2 separate regions of the Mus musculus genome follow, and region 1 is linked to region 2. Evidence: chromatin loops called from intact Hi-C (ENCODE). Cell type or tissue: left cerebral cortex. All regions are shown on one strand. Each heading gives the region's core, and the rest is flanking DNA. Links, peaks and the distances in the headings are about the cores only. Region 1 overlaps Anapc10 (anaphase promoting complex subunit 10). Region 2 holds the start of Hhip (Hedgehog-interacting protein).

Region 1 (8,000 bases), core at 1-8,000, 320 kb before region 2:
AGAGAAAGAGTAAAGAAGCCCGGAACCAGGGAGAGCATGCTAAGGCTCCAGCCAGGATCTGAAAGACAAAGGCAGAAGAGAAGGTCTTGGCTATGAAAGGGAGACATAGACAAACCTCATCAACTTTTAGAGGCTGCACTAGGGAAGGAAATGTACATTATCTAATGGTGAACTCATCTTCCTCAAGGTGGTCCCCTAGCCAGGTCCTCAGCCTGCTCCCATTGAATCAATTATCAAGGAAGGAGATACGTTTAGACTTCAGCTTGATGGAGATTCCACTGTTTACTATATCCTCTTTATTTCAGATATAGGAGCTTGATAGATTGTTAGTAAGTGTTACCAGTATTTACTTAATATTAATTTTAAGGGAAACATACTTTTATACAAATTTTAAGTATATTATTTGATGAGGTTTACAAATGCATGCATCTGTATAGCTCTACTCCTTCAAAGTAAGGAGCATTTTTCTCTGTGTCTACTGTCATGAAATGTCATTTCTGTCCCTTCACTCTTGAGTCTGTATGTTCTGCACTATGAGGTCAGCACCTTGTAGGCAGCATGTACTCAATTGAGCCCTAGCTGTGCCCCAGCCACTCAGTATTTGATTGAAGCATTTAGTCCTCTGTATACTGCTGCCTTCTGATCACATTAGGCTCTTTGCTTAGGTAACTTCCCCATGTATGTTGAGCTTAGTCTTTGTCTTTTGCATAGAGCTTTGTGATTACCACATGTTTTATATAAAAAAAATTATGGTTTTAATAGTTTCTTACTGTAAACTAATAACTCATCTTTGATTACATACTTTTACTTACCTACCTTATGGCTTGTTTTGATGGCAAGGAATGTATGCCTTTTAATATAGAATCATTATGTTTTATTGGAGAAAACAAGAGAAACAAATATCCATTTATACTAGGTAGGTGTTTTAGTTAGGGTTCCTATGCTATGATGAAATACTATGTTTGACCAAAGCAGCTTGAGGAGTATTAGTTTGCTTGCTGTTCCATGTAACAGCTCATCTTTGAATGCAGTGAGGGTAGGAACTCAAGCAGGGCAGGAAGCTGGAGGCAGGAGGTAATACAGAAGCCATGGAGGAGTGCTGCTTAGGCTTGTTCCCTATGGCTCACTCATCCTGCTTAATTGTAGAACCCAGGACTCCCAGACCAGGCATGGCAGCTCCCACAATGGGCTGGGCCTTCTGGATCAGTCACTAAATTAAGAAAATTTCCAGAAGCTCAGAATACCCAAGATATAATTCACAAACCACATGAAACTCAAGAAGGAGGAAGACCAAAGGAAGTGTGGATACTTCAATTCTTCTTAGAAGGGGGAACAAAACCATGGAAGGAGTTATAGGGACAAAGTGTGGAGTAGAGACTGAGGAAATGACCATCTGGAGACTGCCCCACCTGGGGATCCATCTTGTTTACAATCACCAAACCCAGACACTGTTGTGGATGCCAACAAGTGTTTGATGACAGGAGACTGATATAGCTGTCTCCTGAGAGGCTCTGCCATTGCCTCACCAAATACAGAAGTGGATGCTCACAGCCAACCACTGGACGGAGCACTGGGTCCCCAAATGGAGGAACTAGTGAAAGGACCCAAGGAGCTGAAGGGGTTTGCAGCCCCATAGGAGGAACAACAATATGAACCAACCAGTACCCCCAGAGCCCCAAGGACTAAACCACCAACCAAAGAGTACACATGGTGGGACTCATGGGTCCAGGTGCATATGCAGCAGAGGATGGCCTAGTCGGTCATCAATGGGAAGAGAGGCCCTTGGTCCTGAGAAGGCTCTATGCTCCAGTGTGGGGGAATGCCAGGGCCAGGAGGTGGGATTGGGTAAGTTGGTGAGTTGGGGGAGGGGAAAGGGAATAGGGGGAGGGTGTTTTTTGGAGGGGAAACAAGGAACGGTGATAACATTTGAATGTAAATAAAGAAAATATCCAATTTTAAAAAATTAAAAAAAAAAGAAAAAAGAAAAGAAAATTCCCATATGGGCTTGCTTATAGCTTGACCTTACAAAGGCGTTTTCTCAGTTGAGGTTCCCTGATCTCTGATGACTCTAGTGTGTGTCAAGTTTACATAAAACTAGTCAGGACAGTAGGGCACTGAGGATACACTGAATAAACATTTCCATCTAAGTCTAGCTTAGTGATCAGTGAGTTTTGGGGTAACTTCCGAAAGCAGCTGTGTCACTGAAAAGCCACCTCAGCCAAGTGCTTCTGTCACCGCTGTTATGGAATCTGCTTAGGGATATGTGGCCTTCTTCATCCTCGATTTTTGTCTTTCCTCAGATTTGGAAAGAACTTTTGTTCTTATATATTAAAAATTATAAATTGATGTGCTTTTAATGTGAATGACTTCTTTATATGTGTGTGTGTATGTTTTTGTTAGTGTATGCACACATGTATAGGGAGAGTGTTAGGTCCTATGGAACTAGAGTTCCAGGGGGTTGTGAGCCACTGAACTTGAGGGCAGGATCAAAAGTTTGGTCCTCTGGAAGAACAGCAAGTGCTCTCAACTGCTGAGCCATCTCTCCAGCCTTTCCTTAGTTCCTTAAATAAACTTGGTACTTGTCTTCTACTTGAGCTTCCATAACCTGCCTTTCTTTTAAGTTGTCATAGATTTGGCAAGTTTTCTTCCAGATTTTTCTTTTCTTTTTCTCTTGTGGTATAATTTCATGGATTCTTTAGATTATTTCTGCTCTTATGCATTAAAATTTTTATTCATTGTATTTTTTGGCTGTAGAATTTGTTTCATTAAAAAAAAATCCAACTTCCATTTCTTATACTCCTTTCTTATTTTGGTTATTTATTATACTATATTTTAAAATTATTTCTATTTTCTTAAAGCTTCTTGAGTTTTCTTAAAGCATTTAATTTGAATTTCAGGCAGTTTAGGACACTGCATTTACTCAAACCCGGTAAGTGGTGCTTTCTTTCATTTCTTTGGTTGGTTAATATTTCATGGATTGTTCTTGATTTTTTTTATATTATTTATTTAATGTATATGAGTACACTGTCGCTGTCCTCATACACACCAGAAGAGGTCATCGGATCCCATTACAGATGGTTGTGATCTACCATGTGGTTGCTGGGAATTTAACTCAGGACCTCTGGAAGAGCAGTTGGTGCTCTTAACTGCTGAGCCATCTCTCCAGCCCTTGTTCTTGATTCTTTTAGCATGACCTTACTCTCTGGGTTCTTGAAAAAGGAAATTATTCTAGTCTTTGAAGACTGTCTGGGAAAGCCCACCACCAACCAGCCCATCTAGAGATTCTGAGAACAGTTGATGTGATCCATGGGTCTGTTTGCCATTGGAGTCCTCCATAGGTTGGCCTGGTTCCAGTAGATAAGCTGGTGTGTAAGTCCAGTTAGTGTCTTAGCAGTAGGAGAGCTTGTTTTTATTAAGGACAACCAGAGGCTGTGTCTATGGGGACTGATGTAGCTTTGTGTCAGGTAGCCTTTATCCGGAGAGAGCAAGTTGTAGTGGCAGCTAGGTCCTTTTATTTACTGCACATATCTGGAACATCAGGCTGCCAGGTCTTTTTTTTTTTTTTTTTTTCTTTTGGTTTTTCGAGACAGGGTTTCTCTGTATATCCCTGCCTGTCCTGGAACTCGCTTTGCAGACCAGGCTGGCCTTGAACTCAGAAATCCGCCTGTCTCCGCCTCTCTGCTGGGATTAAAGGTGTGCGCCACCACTGCCCGGCTTTTTTCTTTTCTTTTTTTTTTTTTTAAATCAGGCTGCCAGGTCCCAGTAGGTAGGTAGCTACTGGGTTACTGAAGGCAGGTCAGCAGAATTGCCTGTACACTAACTCTAGGGACTCAGTCCTGGGGACTAATTTGGTGATGGGGTAGGCCCAGAGCCAGAGTATACCAGGCAGATCTGCAGCCTAAAAATATGTCCCTAAACACACAAGCTTGATCCATGGGCACTGGCATACTCAGATGCCTCTCCTCATTCTAGGTTTTCCTGGATTGGCCTCCACATTGGGATTTGAGGCAATGGCTAGGCAGAGGACATTTCTCACTGTGCTGCTTGGCATTGTGGGATGAGTGACACGAGTGATGCCAAACTCTCCTTCCTCTTCTGCTTAACTACCCTCTACTGCCATACCCAGGTTCTGTAATCTCACCTGGCTTCTTACTAAGGTTTGCAAAGGTACTTTTGTGTGGTTGGTCTAATTGACAGGTTTTACAAAGTTCCATTTTACCATCTTGCTGATGTCAGGACTTGATTGTTTTTTGAGACACCCTCCTTGTCATTTGTATGTATATGCTGTTACTTTCCTCTTTTTAGTTTTTTCATTCTCTCTAATGCTTTCTAATTCAAAATAATCTTGATTTTTAAAATCACAGTTATATTTGATTGTCATCTTTTAGTTTTATATGCAGTACACTTAATCAGTGTCTCATGCTATAAAGACTTAAAGCATTTAATTGTATGATTTGTTACATGGCTCGTATTTATCAAAATGGACTGCTCATATTGACAAGCTCTTTGTGAGATAAGCTTTTCTCATTTGGGGTTATAGCTAAAAGTTGTCCTGGTATGAGCCTCATGCACACTAGAAATACTTTGGTCTGGTGTATTGTGCTTGAATGCCCACTAGATGTCACTGTTGGCTTTTACTTTGTAGCCCTATTTTCTAGTCATCAGCTGAAGGCTTCGACTGTAGCTGCCTTAGTTGTAGTTTTTTTCCTAGAATGTATTCACATTGAAAAACTCTTTGATGCATTTTGGGAAGTGTAAATCCTCATACAAGATCTCTGTGTATATGAAGATGTCTTGTATTTTCTTGTAAGTTGGATAGTACAAAATTCTTTTGAGAGGCTAATAGGAGAAACTTTAAATGATGTTTGGAGCTTGGGGTATACCTGGTCTTTGCTTCTTTTATTTAAATGCTGGAACATTAGCTGTTTGGAACAGGAGGTCTTATAGGTAGCTTATTAGTTGTCTCGTCTATATTTATGTATGGTGATGACATGGCCTCATGGTACCAGGTATTCCTAAGGATTGCCAGGTGAGGCTCAACTATTTTCCTGAATAACTTTACTATGTGTTTTGTATAGTTCTCACTAAAGAATCACAAATTTTGGATGTTCTTTTAATTTGTACTTTCAATTATACATCTTTAGGTAATTTATTATATTTACTTTTATCTTTTATATGTTCAAAAAGTTTCAGGTAATATTTTGTGAGATGAAGTAGATCATAATTTTTAAAAAAACATTTCTCCAACACTTGTCTTTCATTTAAAAAGAGAGAAGTCTGTGAATTCAGATACTAAGAAGTAATTAAGACACTGAACTTTTATGAGGGTTTTGGAGCCTTCCTTTCATAAGTTATAGGATTGCTTTAACTGAACGAAAAGTCATTCTTTTATATTTCCCATGGATTCTGTCTGTGAGGGGCTTTAGTACGTACTGAAGTATTTTAGTAGGGTTCCTTTCTCTTTTTCTAGAAAGTATGTGTCTGCTTAAACTATTTTAAATATTCATTTTCTATAACCTCACTGTCGTGAAGTAGTAACTTAAGATTTGAAGGTGAGAAGAACAAATGACTGCCTTAACATGATCTTCCTTCACTTCAGTTATGGAGTGTAGCTAGACCTTTGTTATCACTGCTGAGGACTCTCCAGAAGGATCTCCATGATTCAGCAATGTGTGCTTGATTCTGTATAACTGAGGGGGTTGAAAATGAACTTTCTATTGATAGAACGTTGACTTGGGCCAAATTGAGCTTTCTTTCTTTTCTTTTTTTTTCCAACAGATTTTATTTAAGTATATGCCACCCACTTTATTTTTAAAGATTTGCAATTTTTTATTTAAGGAAATTTTATAAGGCATTAAGATTCTATAAGCAAAAATTGTATATACAAAAGAGATTCTCTAGACAGAAGTGAGAATTTTTTATTTCAGTCTTTGTTTTAATTTCCTTTCTGCTGTATCATTGCATCTGTGTCTTTCAGGTTTACTGATATTCAGGAAGAGCTTGCAAAAAAAGGCACTGTTGTTGAATTTTAAAATCTTTTGGGTTTTGTTGTTGTTGTTGTTGTTTTTCAAAACAGGGTTTCTTTGTGAATATAGCCCCTGGTTATCCTGGAGCTTACTCTGTAGACGAAACTGGCCTCAAACTCAGAGATCCATCCGCCTCTGCTTGTCTCCTGAGTGTTGGGATTAAAGGTGTATGCTACGACTGCTTAGTAAATCTTTTGTATTTTAACATTATGTTTTGCTTAGTATTTTTTCTCTGTGAAAGGAAAATAATATGTTAAGATTTTTCTTGTCTAAATAACAAAGAATACTAGAGTTGATTTAACTACTTAAACATTTTAGAAAATATTCAACAACACCTAACAATTTGTTAATTATATCTCTTTTAAAAACTGTTGTAGAACTTTTTGTGCTTAATAGGAAACTGATATGTAATTTCTTATACATACCTTGAAGGCACTCAAAGTTGTTTCTAAACTCTTGTGAGAAAAACAGCTTGCAGCCAAGTGGTGGTGGCACATGCCTTTAATCCCAGAACTGAGGGAGAGGCAGGCAGATTTTTGAGTTTGAGATCAGCCTGGTCTATAGAGATTTCCAGGACAGCCAGGGCTACATAGAGAAAAGCTGTCTTAAAACTTACTCCACCCCCAACAAAACAAAACAAAAAAATCAAAACAAACAAAAAACAAAAAGAGAAAAGAGAAAAGAAAGAATAAAAAAAAAAAAGCTTGCTAACTTAATATAATTCTTTCAGCATATTTGAAATTCACCCTTTGGTTCACTGTTAATATTTTATTTCTAAAATTTCTAGGCTGTAAGCTTGAGCATTTAAGTGAATTTTAAGCCTTGTTTTCATCTTTAGGTATTAAATCTGTTACCAAGTGTTTTGTTTTTCCTCCTTTTTAAAGAGATGACCTGACATAGTCTTTTAATGCCTAGAGAGCTGTTGTGGTAATTCTCTTTCTTCCATGTATGTGTCTACTTGTCTTATGTCAGTAGCACAGCTATGTAAATCCATATATGGTACTTTGACAGAAGTGTGTAATAGATCAATTCTTCTGTTAAGATAACATTACTGTTATAATTAGAGTAATATTGAGATGAAAGGCAGTATCCATTGATGTCAACTCTATTCATACTGACTTTCTTAAGATGTGTTTTTAATAAATGGTCCTGGGAAAATTAGTTTTTATGTACAGAAGATTAGAACTCAGTTCTCGTATGTAACCATATATAAAAATCATCTCAAAGTTTACATATAAGACTTGAAACTGTGAAACATGGGGAATGCCTTAGGCTGGATAGTGAAAAGGACAAGGGTTTTTTGTTTGTATTTTTGTTAATATTCTCAAATACCCAGGTAACAAAAGAAAAATTAGACAAATAGGGTTACCTCAAACAAACAAACAAACAAAAAAAACCCTTCATAACAATGGGAAGATATCATCAGAATGAAAAAGCAGCCTATAAAACAGGGGAAATGAACCCACGATGCACGTGGATGAAGGCTTAGTTCAGAATGCCTAAGGACCTTATGGACCTTATGACCAGACCAGAACAAAAACGAAAAACCCTAAAAACACACACACACAAAACAAATACACCCAAAGCAGCTAAGCAATCAACAAAACCACAGCCCAATTAAAAAGTACAAACCTGACTGTATACTTCAATGAATGTTTCTTAAAAGAAGACAAAGCTGCGGGTGGGTGTTCGTGCACATCTGTCATACTAACACTAGGAAGCCATCCTGGGCTACATGGTAACCTTGGCTCCAAGAACAAAACTAATAAAAAGACATTGAAGTTTAACGGATCCATGAAGCAGTCCTACACATTACAAGCTGTCAGAGAAACCCCAATCAAAGTCACAGTAGATATCAGTTCACTATAATTATCAGAGAAATAAAGGAGATGGCTTGTTTATGAAGGTGAATAGTCCCCTAATATACTGCTGGGGTTGTAAATTAGTGTGCTGATGAAAGAAGATGGGATGGAA
Region 2 (15,758 bases), core at 3,615-11,614:
ATTTAGTCGGAGTTTAAAAATTATAAAACAAATTCAGGTTTTGAAAGAATTTCTAAGAACAAGATTTGGAGTTCAGCCAAGCAAGGTTTATTGATAGAGTTTGCAAGACACTCAAAGCTCTCTTCCAGTGAGCTTGACCTGGCTCAGCCCAAACCTCCGAACAAACCAACCTTGGGGTGAAAGTGTCCCATGTGATAAAGTATGGGATACATTTTGACTTCATTTTTGGGTGAAATATATTACCCTTAAATTGCTGACAGAGACTCTTCAAGAGCAATTACTGTTAAGGCTGTTGGGAAATGGGGAAGGCCAGAAAAAGTGTGTGCCCTCAGGGGTGTATGCACACAGGTATACAGGTTTCTGTATGTGCCCTCAGAAGGTGTGTGCACACAGGTATACAGGGTACTGTGTGTGTCCTCAGAAGGTGTGTGCACACAGGTATGCAGGTTACTGTGTGTGTCCTCAGAAGATGTGTGCACACAGGTATGCAGGGTACTGTGTGTGTCCTCAGAAGGTGTGTGCACACAGGTATGCAGGGTACTGTGTGTGTCCTCAGAAGATGTGTGCACACAGGTATGCAGGGTACTGTGTGTGCCCTCAGGGATGCAGAGGATGGGAAAGGAGCCAGAGGATGCTCTTTAGTAGGGGCAATGAGGAGGTCTTCTTCCTTTGAAAATCTGGTACCATCAGATACAGAAGGGAACAGAGAGTTTATTCATCTTTGGGAATTTACTGTAAAACATAAATTTCTCCTCTCAGTCTTCAGTGGCGAGCACCTAGTTGAAAACTAAAAGTACTAAAAGTAAGTCTGTTTGAGTAAAAATTTAAAACAAAAATGAAGTTTGCTTTAAAAGCAATTGGGTATTTACAAACTTGTACCATTTTGAGAGGAAATTAATAAATGAAAGAAACTATGGCTGCTTTCACTTTTAAGAGTAGTATATACTGGGAATAAATATTAGAAAATGAGAATAATTTTCTAATAGAATATCTTAGCATTAAAGGAGAAAGTATCTTCTTAAACTTGTATATTTAGATGTCCTGATCCCTTTGGCCAAGCACACACCTTTGGTTGTAGGAATTCACTGGAGAGCCTTTGACTGAAGGTATGTGTTTAGCTCGGCCTGAATCACCACACTGCTCAGGTCTACAAATGCAGAGATACTTGAGTATTCTTTTAGCTGTATTTGCTAAACCCTTGGTTACTAATCAAGTATTTAGACTTCATAGCCATTTTCCAAGATGGTGAATCCAGCCCTCTATTCCATACAGCATCCTATAAAAATACTGGCCTGGGAAATACTCCCCAGACTGTACTAACTTTTCCAGTTTATTTCTCATTATGTGTTTTTGAGACGTTATCTTTTACCCCTATGTTCATCCATCGTGATACTGGAAAGGGGAGGAGCTGCTGAGGCCTGGGAAGAAGGGGAGGAACCTCTGAGGCCCTGGGAGGACGGCTTTCCATGTGTCCATTCTGTACTTCCAGCCTTTCTCCCTGGGACTAATAAGACACATGTGTTAGGTATCTGATGGAGTCAGAACTGGGGAAACTCAATGGACTCAAACCCTTGACCTTGGCCTCATTAGCCACAGGATTAAACCAATTGAACTAATTGGGTACAGACCTTTCACACGGCTGGAACTGACTGCTGGGACATGACTGTCTAGAAGTGATAAAAATCATTACAATAATAGGTACAAAGAATAAGGCAATGCCATTGGATGCCTCTATGTGCCTTTCTCAGAGTGTATTATACCAGCTTTAATGAACACAAAGTATCCATTCGGCTCATTCAGACCAAAGAAAGACCCACAGGGTATGCAATTTTGGCACTGAAGAAATTTTAAGAAATTGCCTTTCTCAGTGAGTCCACAAGTGGAGAACATTTTGATTGACAGTCTAGAGAAATGCACAATTTTACTGCTTTTAAATCTCTTTTCTACATTTTAGGAAATAAATAGATCCTGATTTTATTTATCTATCAGAATGTTTACAAAGCACATTTCTTAGGTTTTCGTCCTCTTCGAGATTTTGATTTGTAGAAAGAAGAGGGCATTGGTAGGAGCAGCTGAGATGCCGTGATCCAGTTTCCTATAAAATGAAATCTCAAAGTTGCTGTTTCCCATGGCTTTGGACTTCTGAGAGGAGTAAACCCGAGAGTAGACTTAAGGGGAAATGATTACAAAGTTGTCTTTGTAATCCGTTCTAAAGCTCCAGTGAGCCAGAAGTTGGGCAGGGGCTGGTTGGGAGGACTTGTGCTTCGTTCATTGTTCATCGCACCTTAGGAAATGGTACCCTACCTGCTAGAACTCAGACCGGCTAATAAATCAATGACCATAAACGCCTCAAGGAGTGTGTGCTATTATGACTCACTTCGGGATCAAGTATTTAAAAGTCCTATCAGCTTGTGACCTAAGAAAAGGCTGTCCCTCTAAGGCTTGCCGCTAAGCTCTCCCTGGGTCTCCGCAGCACTCTCAGGCTCTCTCCACCTCTGGAGCCTAGCTTTCATGTGGTTATCTTTCAAGGCAGCCTGGGTGGCCGAGAAGAGCACTTGACATCTTGATGCACTTCAGCAGCTTTACATATACACAAACTTTGTAGAAAAATAAATGTGTCATTCGTCACCACATACGCTGATCTGGGAAGTGACGCACTTGCAGTTCGGGCCCAGGGCGGTTTGCTGGGCTCTATCTTTCGGTTGCTCTTGTAGACTTGTTTTGCTATTGTCAACACTAAAATAACTTCGACTGTATAAAGACCACCATGGGGGAGTCTGTAGATCTAGCATGCTGCATTTGCTATGAAGTGATAAAGTTAAAAGAAGATGCCAAGCGCTGGTATCAGTTTCAGCTAATGGTTGTAAAGGCAGGAAGTCTGCCACAAACCCCAGGCTTTCCAATCTGTTATCACTTCTCTGTGGGCCAAGGAGCTACTGTGAGCAGTTCCACTTTGTGTTGAGGAATGCGATAAAAGGGAAACAGCTAGTTTAAGAAAAGTCAGAAACATGGCTACAGTTTATAAAAACAATACTATTCTCACATCCAGACAGAGCTAGGTACATATCACGCTATAGGCAAAAGCAAACAGACCTAAAGTGTTTATTATTTATAAGAGAGTTCTATCAATTTTTTCTCTATTTTTTGTGAGTCTGAAAAGTACTAAGATGTGTATAGCACTTTCCAAGAACCACCTGAGTCACAGCCTGCTGCACGCAGGCTTGCCTCTTTCTTAAATACCATTTAGTTTTATAAATGGTTCATCGGATTGATTTACGTATGAACTTTTACGTGTGAACTTGTACTAAGAACCTGTCTTGTTAAATTATGTTCTTCCTTCATGTTTATTTCTCTAATTAAAATGACATCTGCACAATTTATAAATGTGTGTGTGCCTCTGTTGTGTGTAGTGTATGTGTGTGTGCATGTGTGCATATGAAATGCCCAGCGGTTAATGTCGGGTATCTTCCTCAATCCCTTTCCATCTCACTGAACCATACAGACACCTACTCTCAAGCAAGCTCCCGGGATCTGCCTGTGTCTGCGTTCCCTTCCCGTTACACATGCTCATGGCTATGTGCGCCTTCCCCCCCCCCACCCCCCCATGGATGCTGAGGATCTGAACTGGGCCCCTCTTGCATTTGTGGCAGGTGCTTTGCCAACTGAGCTGCCCTCATCCCAGGTTATAAATTTTTGATGGTGCCCGTGTTAATTCTATATTTATTAGGGTCTGGAATGTGATGGCAACCTGGTGTCCTGTGACACCCTGTGCAGAAGAGCTTCACAACAAGTCTGTTGTTTTCTCATCGTACAGCATTGATTAAGCAGGAGAGTTGGGGCTCAGTTTCTCTCTCTGTCTAGAGGACAGGACTTCAGCATTCTACCCACTGCATGGTTTCTAAGGCATGAATTAGCCACTGTATGTGAAATGCTTGGTTAGATGTCACTTTTGGGAATTCATACTCACACTTTATCCAAAGAAATATCTATAAAGCCACTGGTGCTCCCTTATTCTGGGCCGGCTATATATTAGAGGGAGAGACCTTCCTACTCATGCTGGTAGGTTATAAATAAATAAATAAATAAATAAAGGTTCTAACAGGAAATGTCTGTTGATGCTGGGGGTATAATTCAGAGGGTAAAAATGAAAAGACAGAAAAGGTTTTACTGATAATAACCCAGCCTGTATAAAGTTATGCTGATAATCCAATGTGTAAAAATTTTACCACTTAGGATCTTAACAAGAAACTTAACCCCATTAGAACAAAACCAGTGTGCTGTCTGTCAGCTCAAACTGCAGTGCTCTCTTCCACGGCAATAAAAAAGAAGAGTTTGGGAAAGCTGGTTATGACGTAAAATAAGAAGGAAAAGCATGATTTACAACTCCGTTAAACAAACCTTGAAGGACAGGGACCTTACAAGGGCTCGTAGTAATGCTTTAACTTATGCGTATTTGTTTGTTTGTTTGAATTTTGTGTCATATTTTTTTGTTTTGTTTTGGTTTTTACCTGGAATATGGCCTCGGCAAGTATAAAAGAATTCTTTGCAGTAGTCTTTGCAGAGGAGTGGAAGTGCTAGGTCCCCATCCAGGACATCTCTTTCAGGTGTGTAGAAGAGGCTCTGGGAATGCGGGGAGCAGGGAGCACATTGGATCTCCTCCAGCAGCCTGCTGCATTCTGAGTTGTTGGTGGCAGAAAAGATCTGAAAGCCGCAAATCGGAAACACATCTCATTAGTCATGCAAAAGTGAGCTCTGTCAGGTTTTCTCCCCCGCCCTTCAATCATGTGAGCACAGAAGTCTAATTCAGAGAGGAAGAGTGACTATGTCACAGCATACAGTTTCTCAGAAGGACACACGTTATCTCTGAGGCCAGAGTAGGGAGATGAAGGTCAGAGGAAGACACACAGAAGCTCTTCTTGTCACTGCAAATCCAAATGTGTGGATCTGTCCTTCTGCTGTTAAAATTGAGACATTTATAGACTGTGGGATGCTTGATCCATTTCCTCTGACCCAGAGCATATATTGAATCGTATTTACCTTAAAAATTAGATACCTTTACCCAAGTGTGTCCAAAGTGTGATTTAAAGACATGGCTCATCTGTGTCATGAATGAAAAGTATATTTAATTCTTAAAACCCCTAATATGATTTCAAAACTGTGCTTAAATAGCATCCTGGTAAGATTCTACTTGTTTTCAATCTGCAGACTACACTGGGCACTGCCTTTCGTGTTTTATAAAAATACCCCAAGCTGAACCAAATAGGCTTAAGACTCATTTTTAACATTCATTATATCTTAGCCAGGAAAAAAATTTATAGCTAGCTCCCTGGACATTTTATATGTATGATAGATATAGAGTTAAATGAACGTGCTTTTGTATAGTGAGTAGTGAATTTTAGCGGAAAGGAATACTTTTATCATTATTCACTCAATGATATGTCCTTTATTCCAGTCAGATCAATTCAAAGGACTTGATGATTCCTTGAGTTAATAACTTGTAGGTAGTACGGGTCTTAGCATCAGTGTTCACTTGAAAACCTGATTGAGGAAGCCTTCAGCAAGTATAAGGGATAGTATTAGCATAATATCTGAGAAATAAAATTAATGCTACCTAAATCAAGCACTAATTTCCCCATGTGCACACTACAATATGCCACACCATGTATTTATTTTATAATGTTTCCATGTAGACTTCTCCTTGAGTATTTCTCTGGAACAATGCCTTAAAATTAAAAGTTTGAAACTTTGGAAAAATGTTTGGCTCTTTAAAACAGGTATTTATTTTACATGTTAGGCTAATTTGGATAAATAATCTAGCCAGTGTTTTTCTGGGTTACAATACCACAAGGGTCTTAACCAGTATTTTTCTGGACTACAACATCACAAGGGTCTTAAAAGAAAACCTATTCCTAAAGGACAAGGTGATTGAAAATCAAATTGCTCTGAGTATTTCAGAGTCTAAAGAGGCTACTCTAGTTCAGAAAAAAAATCACGTGTATATTATAACTACTTAGAGTATTCAAGAGTTATTAATCATAGTTGCATTTACATTTTAATTTTTATCAGTTTATTTAAGTGACAAGTGACTAAATGGTCCAAGTTTTCTAAAAGAAAACATACACCAGACACTTAGAATTTGCATTCCAAGAATGTTTTTAATGTCTTTTATTGAGCAGCTTGGAGACCTCACAAGATCTATTCAGTGTACAGCTTGGTTCTGTTTGTTTCTCATATAGCAAACCCCCAAGAACTAAACAACTGCAGGGAACTGAAGCCACCTCTTCTGTGCCCAGAAGACTGGGCTGTGCTTACCTTTGCTTTTATGGAGACGATCTGTGTTGCTTTTTTTTTTTTTTTTAAAAATAGCTAATACAGAATGATCCCATGTCCCCTCCTAGCTGCTCTTCAGGAAGAGCTTGCTTTTAGTGCCTAAAGAATTTTGTCTTTTACAATTTTTGGAATGTGTCCTGCCCACAAGATCCCTCATCAAAAGTCTCACAAATAGGGCTCAATAAATTATTTGAAATCAAGTAGAATATTATTCTTGCTAAAGTTTGACGCTGTTCCGGCCCAGCAGGATGGGAACATTTTACTCTGTGTGAGGTCTGCAGTATAAACACCTATTTGAAGATAGATAGAGCCATCATTCTGACTTTGGTTTCAATGAACCAATAGTCTTACTGAAGTCAATTAAACTGACTCAGTTCAAGTAACAACAGTGGTTGAGACCCATGAGTACTGGTGTGCTGCGCAGAGGGAGGAGAGCTACCCCCTCTTTTCTTTCTTTCTCCCCTCCAACATGTCCATGCCAGGCATACAGGTACTTAACTTTATGCCTGACATTGCCCTGAAGCTTAAAAAGAAATTTAGATTAATTTCTGGTTTCAATTTTTAAAAACCAAGTACAAAGCCATCAAGTTATAGTGGCTTAGCTAAATATACTTTGGGAATCGTGTAACTCTTGTAAACATGATTACAGCCAGCCTAGGAAGAACTGAGGCTGTGGCTGACTAGTCTATAACATTTGGCAGTTCTCCCTTTAATCTTTACTCAGGGGAAAGTGAAATCTATGCAAGAAAGGTAAGATAAGTTGGGGTCTACAGAAAGCCCACGACTACAGCTTATCAGCAGAGAAATAGGTGGCAGAGACCCCCTTATATTTGTCTTTATTTATCGAGTAACTAAACAAAGAGGTAAAAGAGAACCCATGTGGGTCCCATAAAAGGAGAAAAGGAGAAAAACATGACAGTATATTAAGATGTCGCTTTAAGATCACTTGGTCCACAGAAAAGCAATTTCTAAAAAATCATATGCCTGCAAGCCTGTTCAGCTGTTGGGCAGAACACACGCGCCTCTGGACTATGGTGCTGGATTATGTCATTAAAGAGTTCAGTTTCAATTTTAGGCTAATATGTAAATAGATCATTGTACGAAGGCAGCTGTTAAAGGGACCCCGGGATGAGTTATTTGTTTAGTTGGATGTGTTCAACAATAGCCTTTGTCCCTGCAAGGGCCAGAGCAAACAAGTGATTGTAAAAGGGCACACTTGAAAACAATTACTTTTCACCCATTCCTTGACAGCTTTGGCTGTGAAACCACCAGGGCAGAGAGAGAGAGAGAGAGAGAGAGAGAGAGAGAGAGAGAGAGAGAGAGAGAGAGAGAGAAGCTGTTCCTCTGTGACTACAAGTTAAGTTTAAGAACTGGAGTATTTTGATAGGGTATAATGAGAATTAGATCCTTTTAGCATGCTGTATTTAGGGTCTGCAGCAATTTTGCTAAGACAACACATCCTACTAAATTTTGGCATCTCTTATGCGTTATTGTAGTTAACACATAACTTTATGATATATTACATAACATTATTAAAACCTACAAGGAATTCAAACATACGAACATAGTAATAAAGTCTGAGAGACGGAACTAAATGTTTAGCTCACTAAAGCACGTTTGTTAGGCACGCTCAATCTGCTGAGTAGTTTCTCATTATCTGTTTGTCTTAGAAATTTCTTCCCTCAGGACACTCTGCGTAGTACTACTTGTCTTGAAAAGTTGATGAAATGTAAAAATCTTTTCAGGGAGTATTTTTCTTTTGAAAAATAACAGTAACAAATGGCTCATTAAAATAGCCCTCCATCTCTCTTGTACGCACATTTATAAAATGAAACCCTAACATACATTATAATCCGGGAAGGCTTATGGGGGGAAGGGAGACACTGATGTTTATTATAAAATAACATGTTTTACAAACTATTAAAAAGTGAGAACGTAGGTCAAGAATCTACGGGTATGGCTGTACCCAATCTCTGCCTTGAACAATTTGAGTATTGTTTATAAACCACTTGCAACAGAGCAGCACAAGCTGCTGGATCCAACTTGGTCCGCACGTTTTTCCAAACAAATCTGGTGGAGTCTGGTGGAGATTGGAAGGGCTTAGACAGGAACATGCACAGCTAACACAGCAGACTTTGCCTAAATAATTATCTTCCTTAAGGTTTTTTCTAATGTATCTTCCCTTAAGGATTATAATCTACACCCCCCCCCATACACCCCCCTCCCCCGCTCCCCCAGTCTTCTCTCTTGCCCCTTCTCCTCACTATAGAATAAAGTTTGCATTCCACATGTTTCTGGAAGAGGTCAGCACTGCAGGGGGGCTCCGAATCCTCTTCATATTCGCAGCATACATGACACCCAGGGACACTTTATGGGGAGTAAATATTTCTACACCTTTCTCTGAGTTTCCCCCTTGAGGATGGGGGTGGGGACTCCCGGGAGAAGCCTTTAAGATGCTCAGGACTGAGCTCTTTCTGTTGCTTCATTCAATTAGGAGGCTGGAGCTTAATGACATTGTTGTGAATAAATTGCTGGACTATCTGCTCCCCATCTCAGACTACGGCTGCATATGGTAAGAATAAAGAGGGAGCCTCAGCTGAAACCCGCACGAGACAGCTCTCACTCATCTGGGAACAGAGTGGGCCGGACAAACGTTCCCTCAAAAGGCATGGACATTTGGACGGAGCTGGCGACTGGAAGAGAATGATGTTCTCTAGTTTCAGCCATTAGTGAACCAACTAACAAACACAATGGCGGTGTTGTTATTCCCTGGCCATAAGCAACAGGGCGCTGTGTGTGGGCAGCAGTTTAGTAGGGAGGAGGATAAGCCGACCCCTTTTTGTCCTATTGATTTTTTTCCTATTTGCATGACTTGAGCAAATTAAATGATGCAATATGGCTTTTTGTTACAAAACAAAGTGAGAGGTACCACCCAGACACATATGTTGATTCGCAGGAGCTGTTTACATGATAATAGGGTGAAATCTACCGTGAACTGAGCATAAAAATTAGATTCAGCTTGGGCATTTTTTTTTTTTTTTTTTTTTTTTTAGTGCCTGGGCCAGCAAGAGTGGAGCACAAGTTTTCCAAGTGTCTCTCAGACCTTGACAACTGCAGGCTTGTAACAGGAATTCTTAATTAAACCTAAAATGGGCAAAGAGAGGGGAAGCAGAGACACCTGATTGTTTATCTCCCCGTGCAGTGATTGTTAATGACAGGATCCCACAGACAGCACACAGCACAGCATCCCATGTAAAAATAAATCTGATGCAGAATCAAGACCAGTGACCTCTTGCACTCGGGGCAGATACTTCTTGGATAAGCTAATCATGCATGGGAAGTTCATATGTCATCACTCAGAAATATAAGTTTCCAGACAAGATCCTCCTAGACTACGGAGTACCAGTGAAAACCTGGATCCACGATACAAGAAGGACAAACCACCGAGTAAGAAGGTCCAGCAAAATCTCCCAAGTTCTTCAGTACCAGGAGTTCCCTTCTCCTGACTTAACACATTGTCATGCACGCTAGACCCTTCAGATTGGGTTTAGGATCATAAACCAACAGTGCCCGGAGAGCCTTTATAATTCAATCTGCTCGCTAGTTAGAGCACGTGGAGAAAACTGAACAAATCTTTTTTGCCCCCAGAAAAGTAAACCGGAAACCACAGCCACCCTAATTTACAGTTTCACCTCACCAAGTGCTCCATTTGATCCAAAATACAGCTAATCTCGATTCTTTTGAAATATTTGCTCAGACCAGGACGCGGGTACCACAAAAAGTCTCTCTCTATAGATAGGCAAGTTTGACCAGCATCCCCACAACCGACTCCAGAGCAGGAAGAGCTATCTATCTGCACACTGCTGAGAACACACACCCAAAACACTTAATCACCTTAGAAAAGTTATCACAACTACTTAGGTTTGGACTCTCTTGCAGTTATCAGCATCTCAGCAAGCTACACGTACGAGGCAGGGGACTGCCTACCTTGTTCTCCAGACGCCCCAATCCAGGGCTGTCACTCTGCAGGCAGCAAGATACTCGTGGGTAGAAGCCACCACACAGGATCTCTCCTCCACTGAGCAGCTCCAGCTGGGACATCACCCGCCTGTCCCTTCTCTTTAGGCGCTTTGGGGGGTTCCCATTCAGGCACCGTCTCCTTCTCGCTCCGCTCCCCTCGTTCCTTTCCCCAAACTTCGCATCTCCTTCAAAGAAGCCCAGAGCCACGGCCAGCAGTAGCAGCTTAAACGAGAGCATCTTCAGCATCGTCTGCCCGGAGCAGCAAGGGCAGGACGCGGGAGGATGGGGTGGGGGAAAGGCCACTGCCCAGCAGGGGCACTAGGGCGCAGCTCCAGGAGAGTGCTGCGGGGCGGCGGGACGCTCTTGGGGGCAGAGGGAGGTGGCTGGGAAAGAAAGATGTAGAGCTATGCAACTTTGCCTTAGGGCAGTAGGAGCAGCAAGATAAAGTGCAGATGACACTTGTCCGCAGCCTTGCCAGCGTCTGTTGGGTTAGGGGCTTTCCACAGCGGTTGGGAAGTGGGAGGAGAAGGAGTTGGAAGAAGAGGAGGAAGGAGAGGAGAAGAGAGTCATAGAACTTCGCTTGTCCGCTGAATGGGAGTTGTTTAGGTGAGACAGTAGCAGGAACCGAAAGGGCGGCGGTGGTGGCAGCGGGCCGGGCGGAGGCAGGGTTGGCGCTGGGCTCCCGAGGATGCTGAGGTCTCCTCTGCCGGCGGCTGCAGCTTCTCACACAGCCTCTCATGTTTCGCTCCCTCTTTTCTTCTTCTTTTTAACTAGCGCGCGGGGAGGTGCTGCCACCGCGCGCCCCTTGACGTCACCGCCGCTCGCGCGCCCCCGCCTGGGATGGGGGAGAGAGGAGGGGGCGGCCCAGGAGCTAGCGCTCGCCGGGGCCCAGGGTGGCCTCCGGCTGCGACGGGGCGGGGACGGAGGAGCCGGGGGGGGGGGGGGGCCGGGGGGGGGGGACACGGACGAGGGAGCCCTCCGAGCCAGCCTCTGGGGCTCGGAACCTGGAACGCAACGGTGCCGGGGTGGGGGTGGCCTGGCCATTGATGCCCAGCCTGGGAGGAAAGTACGTTGCTGCCACTCAAGAAGATGGGGCTGATGCTCCCAGATGGTGTGAGTAAAGGGGGACAAGGAGAGGTGAGAAGGGAGGAATCTTTGCCTGGCTTTGCCCACCAGGTCTGGTTCCCTCAGCCCAGGGAGGGATGGACTCAGTCAGTGGGCTGGAGCTGGCGTCTGGGAGCTTGTCGGTGCCTTTCCCTCTCTGGCAGGCATAGACAAATGCTGCTGGTCTTCAGTGATCCTGGAGATTAAGAGAGGAGAAAGAACCCAGATGCTGCAAGTTTCTGTGTAGGCTGAGGTGGTTTGGAGACTTTTGCAAAGGGCCACCCACAGGTCCTCACTGAAGTTCTTGGAGGTACTGCAGTGGGCACAGAGACACATGTGCTTAGAAGGGTTGGGTATCCCAGAGAGGGCTGAATCTGAGTCCTTCTCCAGGCTTATGCAAGATGGCCTAAAGGGACCACCTGTACACCCAGACTAAGTCGTCTGGAAGACACCTGTAGATATCTCAAACTGGCTGTACTGTGTGCATTTATAAAGTACATGTTACGCACACACCCCTGGGCACAAACTTTCTGGTGTGCAAATATAGAAGAGGAAGAATTTAATCTCCTATGTAAAGTATAGAAATACAAGCACCACATAACTCTATAAGTACAAATAAATTTCCCTTTTCCCTAACTGGACAAGTTCTGCTTAGAGCATTTCTAGAAAGATGTCCATATTATTAAGAGCTATGATTTCACGTTTACTGGAGCCCCGTGGCATTGGGACAAACCTCCCAGGAGCTGCACACGGAATGTGAAATGTGCTTTTTTTTTTTTTTTTTTTTTCTATTTGGGAACTTCATAGGGAAGCTGATTTCCTTGTAGATGGCTTCTGATGAGGGGATAAGGCTGTTTTTCCCATTTTGGCAATAGAGGAATGTTCACCATATTTGGAAACAGATTTCATGAAGCCCCAGTGAAAGTTGGTGGAGGATGAAGCTGGTAACTGATGGCGTTTCAAGTGCTATCAGAGGCTGGGTGAGCCTCGTCCCTGGATGCTGGATTACATTTTATGTGTGAAGTTAGGAGTTTCTAAAGCAAAAGAAGTGTCCTGTTAGAATAAACCTAAAGCCTGCAGAGACATTTGGCCTAGCCCCCAGCTTAAGCAAATGCCCGCCCCCCCCCCCCACCCCCACGACTGCCCTGCATCACTGTGGACCTGTTACTGGGAAAACTACTCTGGTTTCCGTGGCTAACATTCATTCTGCCTACAAGTCTTTGGATATCAAATACATCACACTAAGGATTTTAAGACTTTGAAAAGTCTCACTTTTGAAGCTCTTGATATGAGTTCTATCAAAAACAAGCTTCTGGCATAATTCCATGTAATTCAGATCCCAGAACACGTCTACATGGGTTTAAGGTTTTTAATTCCTAAATTCTATCTTAATGTCTTTTCCTAGAATGAAAATCCTTCTAAAATATGTCAGGTGTTCAAGCTTCCACTCCTAAGTGATAAATTCATGTTAATACTGTTGGGTCAGGGACTCTGTGCTGAACACTTCCAGGTTAAGCCCACTTGACGTAAATTAATACTGGGTTTTAGAAACTTATGATTCTGTTATAAGGTATGATCCTAAATGTCAAGGGGCAGAACACTTATAAATGATCTAAAGGAGACAAAGTTATTTCCTTCTTTTCTTCTTAGGACAAAGTCTTTGGTATCTAAGACTGACCTTTAAGAATGACCTTGAACTAGTGATGCTCCTACATCCACATACTTAGTGTCAGGATGGTAAACAAAGACCATTATGCCTGCTTGAGGCAGTGCTCAGATAAGATCCCAGGGCTTCAGGAGAGGCTACTCTGATATACTCATGGACAGGTACCTAGTCCATTCGTCATCAGAGAGCCTGTCTCAGGCTGTTGATAGGAGCAGATGCAGAGACCCACAACCAAACATCAGGCAGAAAGCAAGCCCAGGTTAGAAATCTCCTTTGGTTCCCTTCCTTTTCAGCTTGAGAGTTCAGGGAATCCCAGGGAACCCAGAGGAGGAGGGGAGGAGGAATTGTGGGAGCCAGAAGGGTTAAGGGCACCAGGAGAGTATGGCCTGAGGAATCAACTAAGGAGGGCTCATGAAAGCTTGCAGAGACGGAAGCAGCAATCATGGAGCCTGCAAAAGTCTGAACTAGGTCTTCTACGTATGGTTGTTGGCTTAGTCTTTTGGGGGGACTCGTGACCATGGGGATGAGACTCAGGGTGTCTCTGACTCTTTTCTCTTCTCTTGGTACCTTTTCCTCCTACTGCATTGCTTCACTTAGCCTGGTTGTGAGTGTTTATGCCTGGTCTTTTTGTATCTGTGTCATGTTCAATTGATGTCCCTGGGAGACCTATTCTTTTCTGGGGGAAGACAGAAGTGGGGAGTGGAGAGTGGAGGGGGTGGGACTGGAGGAGAGAGAAAGGGACACTGGAAGGAGTTGAGGGAGAGGAAGCTGCAGTCAGGATGTATTGTATGAGCGAAGAAAAAAATTTAAAGAGCATCCCAGGGCTTCATGTTTGCAAAGCAACCACCATAGCAACTGAGCTACATCACTTCCCTTGTTCTATCTTGACACGTGCAACTGGAAATGATCTGTGTACAATTCATCACGAAAGGCAAGTAATTCTGTCCCCTACAGGACACTACGCTTATTTCTTGTGTCACTGATAGAATTTCTAAGTAGGCACTGACTCCTGTTTCACAAGTGAACTAACTTCTGATTTTTTTTTTCCTCAGAAGACAAATTAGGAACTTAACCCACAGCAGATGAATCAATTTCTTAGGAATCGAGGATCAACACTGGAGTATTTCTTCAGAAAGCTTCCTTGGAGGTGGCAACAAGGGAGCAGAGCCATTTGCACACCTGGACAAAGTCAGAAGGGTCATTTTCAGTCATTATACCTCGTTTAAGAAGCAATTCACATACAGCAACTATTTTCATCCATGCATTCTTGGTAACCATAAGAAACTTTATCACGTGTGAATAAGCTGTAAGTAGCAGATCCAGGAACACTATTGTTCTCTTTTTGAGTCTAATTCAGTCATAGGTAACTGTGACCGACTTTCAATAAACATTACCTATTAGCCATCTTACTTGAGTTGATTGTTTCTGAATGTTTCTAATGAGTTAAAAAAAATCTTTTTATTGTAAGCAGTAGGACAAACATCAGAGTGTACACCCATCGTGAAGAATTTTAGACCTTGTCATTTCAAATCAATCTCTATTCAAACTACACTGCAGTGTGACTCCACAGAGAGAGAGAGAGAGAGAGTGAGAGAGAGAGAGAGAGAGAGAGAGAGAGAGACCATCTAACAATTATAGACTGGTTATAGCTCAGGGATAGCAATTGGCACAACGGCCAGGTAGCTGGCTGGATTTATTTCTTGTTAGTCAAACTTCTGTGCTGAAGTTAGTACCTGGACCAGCAAGATGCCTTTGTAGATAAAGGCACTGCCCCAAGCGTAATCATTTGAATTTGATCCCTGAATGGCAGAAAGAGAAAACCAACTCCCACAATTTGTCCTCTGATACTCACATGTACGGTGACATTCAGTAGCACACATGCAAGTGCACCCCCCCCCCCATATTTAAATCAGTAGCTGTGTGGCAAATTCAGCTCTGGGCACTGCAGACACAACTGTTTAAAACTCTTGTGGAACTTCCTCTAATAGGGCAAGAGACCATCTAGATATAGATTGTACCAGATGTCCATGAGTGTCAGAGAGAAACGAGATGATGGGGAAGGTCACAGGCCTTGGAAGGAACAGCGATTTTGAAGATTAGAGCGGCGAGCCACATTCACGCAAAGCATAAGGAAGAGGAGAGTAAATTGGATGAAGTGGACAAGCTTGGTGTGTCCAAGGATTAGCAAAGAGGCTCTGCCCTCCACAGTGGACACGAGTAAGTGACAGAAAAGGACAAGAACTGTGACATCATGAAGAATCCAGGTCCCAGACTGTATAGGATCTTGGAGGTTTCTCCCCTTAGTGAGATGCCTCTCCCATGGTAGGCAAGCATAGTGTGCCTTGCTCCAGCCAACTGTCTTTTCCAAAATAAACTTCTGGCTATTTTGATAGAGTGAATTAAAAATACAAAACGGAGTAAAATGAATATTAGAGAACTGGAAAAGCAGAAAGGAACAAGTGTAGAAAGAGTCTCAGGTACACTGTGTGGAAGCATCCATGTCAATAAAAAGTGGATGGCCTATCAGCAAAGGCAGCAAAGGTTGGAGCTTTGGAGGAAAGCTAGCAACTCTGGGAGTTAGCCAGAGGCAGGAAGATTTGCCTCCCGGACTCTGAGGCCACAGATGCATGAAACTGAG

What was found. Peaks named below come from ENCODE experiments on the same cell type or tissue, not always from the same donor. Only the 100,000 strongest peaks of a DNase experiment are listed, where the experiment ranks them.
Region 1: it touches region 2 in a loop (4-fold over the local background); 4 of 42 quality-filtered maps call a loop at or near these places.

Annotation. Positions count from the first base shown.
Region 1 is chr8:79,729,884-79,737,883 of GRCm38, forward strand. The region is part of intron 4 of Anapc10 (anaphase promoting complex subunit 10); the gene reads left to right. Among named protein-coding and RNA genes, the nearest start is that of Anapc10, 22 kb to the left of the region's middle. In left cerebral cortex, for the core only: a CTCF peak has its summit at 4,608 (motif pointing right); a DNase peak (open chromatin) is centred at 4,618.
Region 2 is chr8:80,046,920-80,062,677 of GRCm38, forward strand. Hhip (Hedgehog-interacting protein) reads right to left here and starts at 11,089. Exons shown (of 13, transcript NM_020259.4): 1 at 10,318-11,089; 2 at 4,509-4,701. The coding sequence starts at 10,596. RefSeq lists an enhancer at 8,815-9,557. In left cerebral cortex, for the core only: no CTCF peak of the experiment used is centred there; DNase peaks (open chromatin) are centred at 7,451, 8,989, 10,457, 11,136 and 1 more place; H3K4me3 peaks cover 1,804 bases.